Linked DNA regions of Homo sapiens: region 2 is linked to region 1. The links are chromatin loops, found by intact Hi-C in ENCODE. Cell type or tissue: GM12878. All regions are shown on one strand. Links, peaks and the distances in the headings refer to the core of each region. The heading gives the core; the rest is flanking DNA. Region 1 holds the start of LINC01074 (long intergenic non-protein coding RNA 1074). Region 2 has its middle 190 kb from the start of LINC00459.

Evidence for each region. Hi-C counts contacts between places; a loop is a spot of excess contacts. Peaks named below come from ENCODE experiments on the same cell type or tissue, not always from the same donor. Only the 100,000 strongest peaks of a DNase experiment are listed, where the experiment ranks them.
Region 2: it touches region 1 in a loop (2.2-fold over the local background); 1 of 110 quality-filtered maps calls a loop at or near these places.

Annotation. Positions count from the first base shown.
Region 1 is chr13:62,318,873-62,321,798 of GRCh38, forward strand. It overlaps LINC01074 (long intergenic non-protein coding RNA 1074), which reads left to right and starts at 2,433. Exons shown (of 2, transcript NR_149075.1): 1 at 2,433-2,514. In GM12878, for the core only: a CTCF peak has its summit at 1,459 (motif pointing right); a DNase peak (open chromatin) is centred at 1,499.
Region 2 is chr13:62,510,635-62,513,560 of GRCh38, forward strand. No RefSeq gene overlaps it. Among named protein-coding and RNA genes, the nearest start is that of LINC00459, 190 kb to the left of the region's middle. RefSeq lists enhancers at 504-563, 1,907-2,046, 2,147-2,216, 2,149-2,688. In GM12878, for the core only: a CTCF peak has its summit at 1,721 (motif pointing right); DNase peaks (open chromatin) are centred at 467, 1,767 and 2,023; H3K4me3 peaks cover 281 bases.

The DNA.
Region 1 (2,926 bases), core at 253-2,752:
GTTATATTGGGTGAATATCATGAAATATTTATATGTATTGACATTACTCATTTGCAATGCTAATTAAAAATATGTTATTATATGAAACTATGAACACACAAAATGATCATATGTAGACTAAAAAATGACTTTTTTTATTATACATAAAGACTGCATTTATACTTCTTATATAATTAGGGTCCTGAGAGCTAGTTAATAAATGCTGCAAATCTTTTAATTTTCTATTTTAAATAATGGCCCAATTCCCACTCATTTATTATCAACATGAAAAGATGATTAAAAATTAAAACTCTTGACATTCTCCAATTTTTATCACCTAGGACTGTCTTGAAGTATTTAAACAACAGAGAATGACCAAGATATTATTAGAGGTTGACATTTTGTAGATTTTGTATTTTGGGCTTGTTTGATCAATTTAGAATTTATCTTAAATTTTTAATGAAATTTTTTTTCTGTACCACTTGCTGTTTGCATTCATATGTACTTCTAAAGATATATTATCAATTTAGATTGTCATTTAAAAAACAAAACTAAAACTAAAACCCTCAAAGTCATGTGCCTATAACTGTTTATCATAATTCCATTTCAAATAAAAATGCTTGATGATAAAAATGAAAATTTAAATATCGAATAAAATATAACTATGTACTGAATTTGATGACACAAGGGGAAGTAAAGTAGAACATGGTTGACCATATGACTTTTATTTTATTTTAAAATATTTTTATTCCTAAACAAGGCCTTAATATAAGAATGTCCCCATCCTTCTTCTATCCTAATGATAGCCACCAATTTTTTATCTATCAGAATATTATTTTCTGTGCATGTTTAAATATACAGAAATGAATATTGACTTAGACATAAATGGTACGTCTTTTCTAATTTTTAAAGTGATATCAAAAATATTTTATACAGCCTCATAACATGCACGTCTTGTGATTTTTCAATAAATTTTACCTTCATTCTTTGTAAAAGGAAAGCTTTATTATTGTAAATGCTAGTAATTACATATGTTTTGTCCAGTGTGCAACATTTTCTTATCTAGTTTTTCATCACTGAGTAAGCATTGGATTTATACAAACTTAAAATTTTATAATCTCTATTACTACTTTTTAACATGGCAGGTTATGATATAGTTAAGAAACTTCAAATTATTTATTTTCATTAGAGGTCATCTTTTCTCAAGAATGATTCAATGCAGTGCTAATGATTAGAAAAATTGATTATATTAGTATCTGAATGTGTTATATTGTCTTTAAATAATTATTTACTAGGATACTAATCTACTTCTGAGACTTGTGCTAAGGTGTTTTTATCATTATGAACTGAAAACTGGTCAAATATAGAATATTACTTTATCCTACTTTAAATTTAAATATTAATTGTGAAGTGTTTCATCCATTTCTTGTGACTAAGTAGGTTTCTATTTCCTGTGTAGTCAGTAGATGGCAGGCTTGTATCACATACAGTCTGAATTTAGTGTGGCATACTTATTTGTTATGGTAACATGAATACTCACTGATAAGTGTTTTCGTTGTCTTTGTGATAATGAAATACAAGAAAATAGCTCATATTTTATTTCTAAAACCAAATAAAATTATTTGTTGAATGAGCTTAAGAGCTATATAACTTGAAATCATACCTGTTATTGTCCTAATGATTTTTTGGTTTACATTTTTTAAAAATCACAGTCAGACAAACACTAACATTGGCAATTACAATAGGATTTTACTGCAATTCTAAAACTTGAAACATAAATATTAAACAATTTTAGAAAAAAGTACATCATAAAAATGAATCCACACAGAGTATATATATTTTTCAAATTTAACATAAAATACATAAGAAACAGCTTCCTTGTGAAAAATACATAATATGAATGCTCAAAATTTTTGAAAGTCTGTGTGAAACCTGTATGTTGCTATTGTTAATTCATTCAACCTGACAGTGCATACACAAAGGGTTGGTTTGAGGGAAGGTGTTATTTGATGTCTATGTCATTCAATAACATCACTTGATATGATATAGTACATCACATGGCATGTTTCTTATCAGCATGACAAAAGTAATCTCTTCCGCCAACTGTAGCATGTCTGAAAGACAGCAAATTATATCTGCCAAGATTAAATGCCTCTATACTAACGCTTATTTAAAATAAAATTACTTCTCAAAAAATCTCATTGCATAGGTTATGTTACTGTGAAAGACGGTAAATTTAGTAACAACATCATGTCCTAAATGTAACTCAGGAAGTGGCAATATTCTGTATTTATTTTTTCTTTTCCAAACGAAATGAGCTACAAAGCTAGGTGGATGCCAGAGGACATGAGCACAGATAGACAGATTTTCTGTGGACAATATTACTGTGCTCTAATACATTCTTTTTGTAATTATTCCAGGTCAAGATAGTGGCCAAAGAGGAAGTTATAAAGCAGACTAGGAAATTCTCCTAAATATATCTCCAACAGAGTAAACAAGAGATTAGGAAACTTGTCCTTCATTCAATTACACCTGGTAAACTTTTTACATTTCCCATTCTATTTTTTGCCTGTGATGTCTAAGTTGAATTACCTTTGCACAGACTTTGAGGAAAAATTTCCCTGTGTATTGCAAACTGACCTAACAATTATTAGTACAGAGAAAAGCTGAAATGATTTCCACAAGGCTGTTGGATCTTTTTATTACCTCTTTTGCTTGTTTGTTTGCTTATTTTGTGTGCTCTCCTGAAATTCAAAGTACTTGCTGGAAAAGACTACATATATCCACTCTCAGCAGACAGGGACTCAGAATTCAGCAATCCTGGTGTAGTAATCATCTTTGCCCTCTATTCACACAATACACATGTATTATTACTATTGCTGTTACTGTTTTTTATGATGTTTGGCTCAAAATTCATTTTATGTTCACTTTTCTGAAAGCTAGAAAA
Region 2 (2,926 bases), core at 257-2,756, 190 kb after region 1:
TCCAGTGTTTAGTACATATATATTTATGATAGCTAAGTCTTCTTGTTGAATTGAACTCTGTATTATTATGTAATGTAATGCTAATTCCTTGTCCTCAATTGTTATTGGTTTGAAGTCTGTTTTATCTGATGTAAGAGTAGTTACCCTTGCTGTTTTTGGTCTTCAGTTTGTATGATTGATTTCTTTCCATTCCTTTAATTTGAGTCTGTGGGTGCCATTACATATGAGATAGGTCTCTTTAAAGCAGTACACAGTTGGGTCCTGTCTCTTTATACAATTTGCTACTTTATGCCTTTAAGCAGAACATTTAGATTGTTTACATTCAAAGTTAGTATTGATATATGAGATTCTGACTTGTTATCATGTTGTTAGCTGGTTGTTTGTAGATCTGATGACTTGATTGAGTATTTACTTTGAGTGTCTGTGTGCTGAGTGCTTAACTGTGTTTTGGTGGCAGTTGATATTGTGCTTTCATTTTCATGTTTACCACTCCCTTAAGTACGTCTTGTGAGGTTAGTCTAGTGGTAACAAATTCCCTTAGCATTTGTTTGTGAGAAAAGGATCCTATGTCTCCTTTGCTTATGAAGTTTAGTTTGGCAGGATATGAAATTCTTGGTTGTGATTTCTTTTCTTTAATGATGCTGAAAGTAGGGCCCCAGTCTCTTCCAACTTCTCAGGTTTTTGCTTAGAAGTTCACTGCTAAGTTGATGGGGTTCACTTTATAAAAGGGGCCCGACCCTTCTGTCAAGCTGCTTTTAAGATTTTTTCTTTCTTGTTGACCTTGGTGAACCTGATGATTCCATGCCTTGGGAATGTTCATCTTTTACAGTATCCTGCAGGGGTTCTCTGTATTCCTAAAATTTGCATGTCAATCTCCCTAGCAAGACTGGGGAGATTTTCAAGGACTCTATCTGCAAACATATTTTACAACTTGCTTGTTCTCTTTCTCTCTCATGAATGCCATTGAGTCATAGGTTTGGTCTCTTTAAATAATTCCATATTTCTTAGAGGTTTTGCTCATTTTTAAAAATTATTCATTTATTTATTTTTTGTCTCACTTGCTTTGGAGACCTGGTCATTAAGCTTGGAGATTCTTTCCTCAACTTGGTTTACTCTGCTATTCATGCTCCCAACAGTATTAAGGAATTCTTGCAGTTAACTTTTAAATTCTGATACTCAGTTTAGTTCTTTCTTAAAAAAGGCTATTTCATCTTTCAATTCCTGTAGTGTTTTATTGGATTCTTTTCCTGGAGCATTTTATTGAATTCCTTGGATTGGGTTTCAACTTTCTTCTGAATCTTGGTGAGCTTCCTCGCTATCCAGATCCTGAATTCTATGTTTATCATTTCAGTCATTTTAATATGGTTAAGAACCACTGCTGGAGGGCTGTTTCACTCTTTTGGAGGTAAGGGAATACTCTCGCTTTTTGAATTTTCAGAGTTCTTTCACTGATTCTTTCTCATCAAGAGGGCTAGTGTTCCTCTTTTTGATTAGCTGTCATTTGGATGGGGCTTTTGGTTTTATATTATTTATTTCTCTTGAGGGTTTAACTGTAATATAGGTTGAGTGTACTCAGCTGGCTTCATTTCTGGGTGCTTTCAGAGGGCCAAGGCTCTGTATGGAACGTGTATTTGTTGTGAGATTGTAGCCCTAGATTTCACAGGCAATGTATATTTTGGGAATAGTCTTTGGGTTGTGAGATTTAGGCTGCCATCCAGTAGGTGGCACTGAAGAGTAATGGCCAGCAGATAGGCTTACTTAGCCACGTGTCTTTTCTGTATTTCAGTGCGTTTGCAGCACTCTCTGTGGCTGGCCGGGGGTGGTGGGTTGTGGAGAGACATGACCCCCTCTCCTCTCCAGGTCCACTCCTGGGCCTTAAGGAAGCCTCTTGTGATTACTGGTGCTTTACATGTGTTTCTTTTGTTAGATGTTCTGGGCTACGGGGCTCCCTTGGGCAAAACCTGCAGTTGGCAGAAAAGCTAGCTACATCCTTCCCAGACCAGCCCTGTGAGGGGAGGCATGTTCTGCTACTCTGCCAGCCCACAAACCACACATCTTTCATCCCTTTTCAGTGTTCTGAGACTGAGGTCTCCCCTGTCCGCTCAAGCACCAGCCACAGATCGCAGCTTGACACTCCCAAGCTGTGTGCTGCAATCTTGAGGCACTGGGACTGAGCCCATGGCTCTGTATTCTGCCACCCTGAAGTTGGGCACTGGTTGTGCTGGGGGATCCAAAGTGCTTCCAGGCCTCTGGGAAAACACTCAGGTGGGGCCACTGGTAAAACTTCCAGGCTGGGCAGCAGAGGCTGTGCTGTGCACATGCTCCTGCAGGAGCAGCCAGGCAGGGGCCTCTGGAAGGGCTGGCAGGTAGGGAGGCTATTGTAAGTAATCTAGAGTTGATTTAAAGTATATGGGAAGATATGCATAGCTTATAGGCAGATATTACACCATTTCATATAAAGGACTTCAAAATAAGCAGATTTGGGTATTTGTGGGATGTCTTGGAACTAATCCAATGATGCTGAGGAGTGAATGTAACTATAAATGAGAAGTTCTGTAAGGATACGACTGGGGTCCAATGAACATCAGGAATAGAAACAATCTTCTTTGACCATGTGTTTAAATATTTTCTCTATGAAGCAAGGATATTTAAGCTGAAACTGAAGGTCCAGGATAAAGCCAGTTTCCCAGTAGTGAAAAGAAGAGTGGGGTCCTAGGAAAATAAGCATGTATTAAGCACCTGAGTTAGTCAGGGGCTTGGAGTTTTTGAAAATGTGAATAAATGTTCAATCTGCCTACATTGGGTTTAAGAAGGACAAGGAAAAAGACATAAGAGAAAGGGAGAGAGGAGAGTGAGTTTTAATCAGGAAAGTCTCTTGATCTGATTTATATTATAAAAATATGACTGTGGCTGCAGTATAGAAATT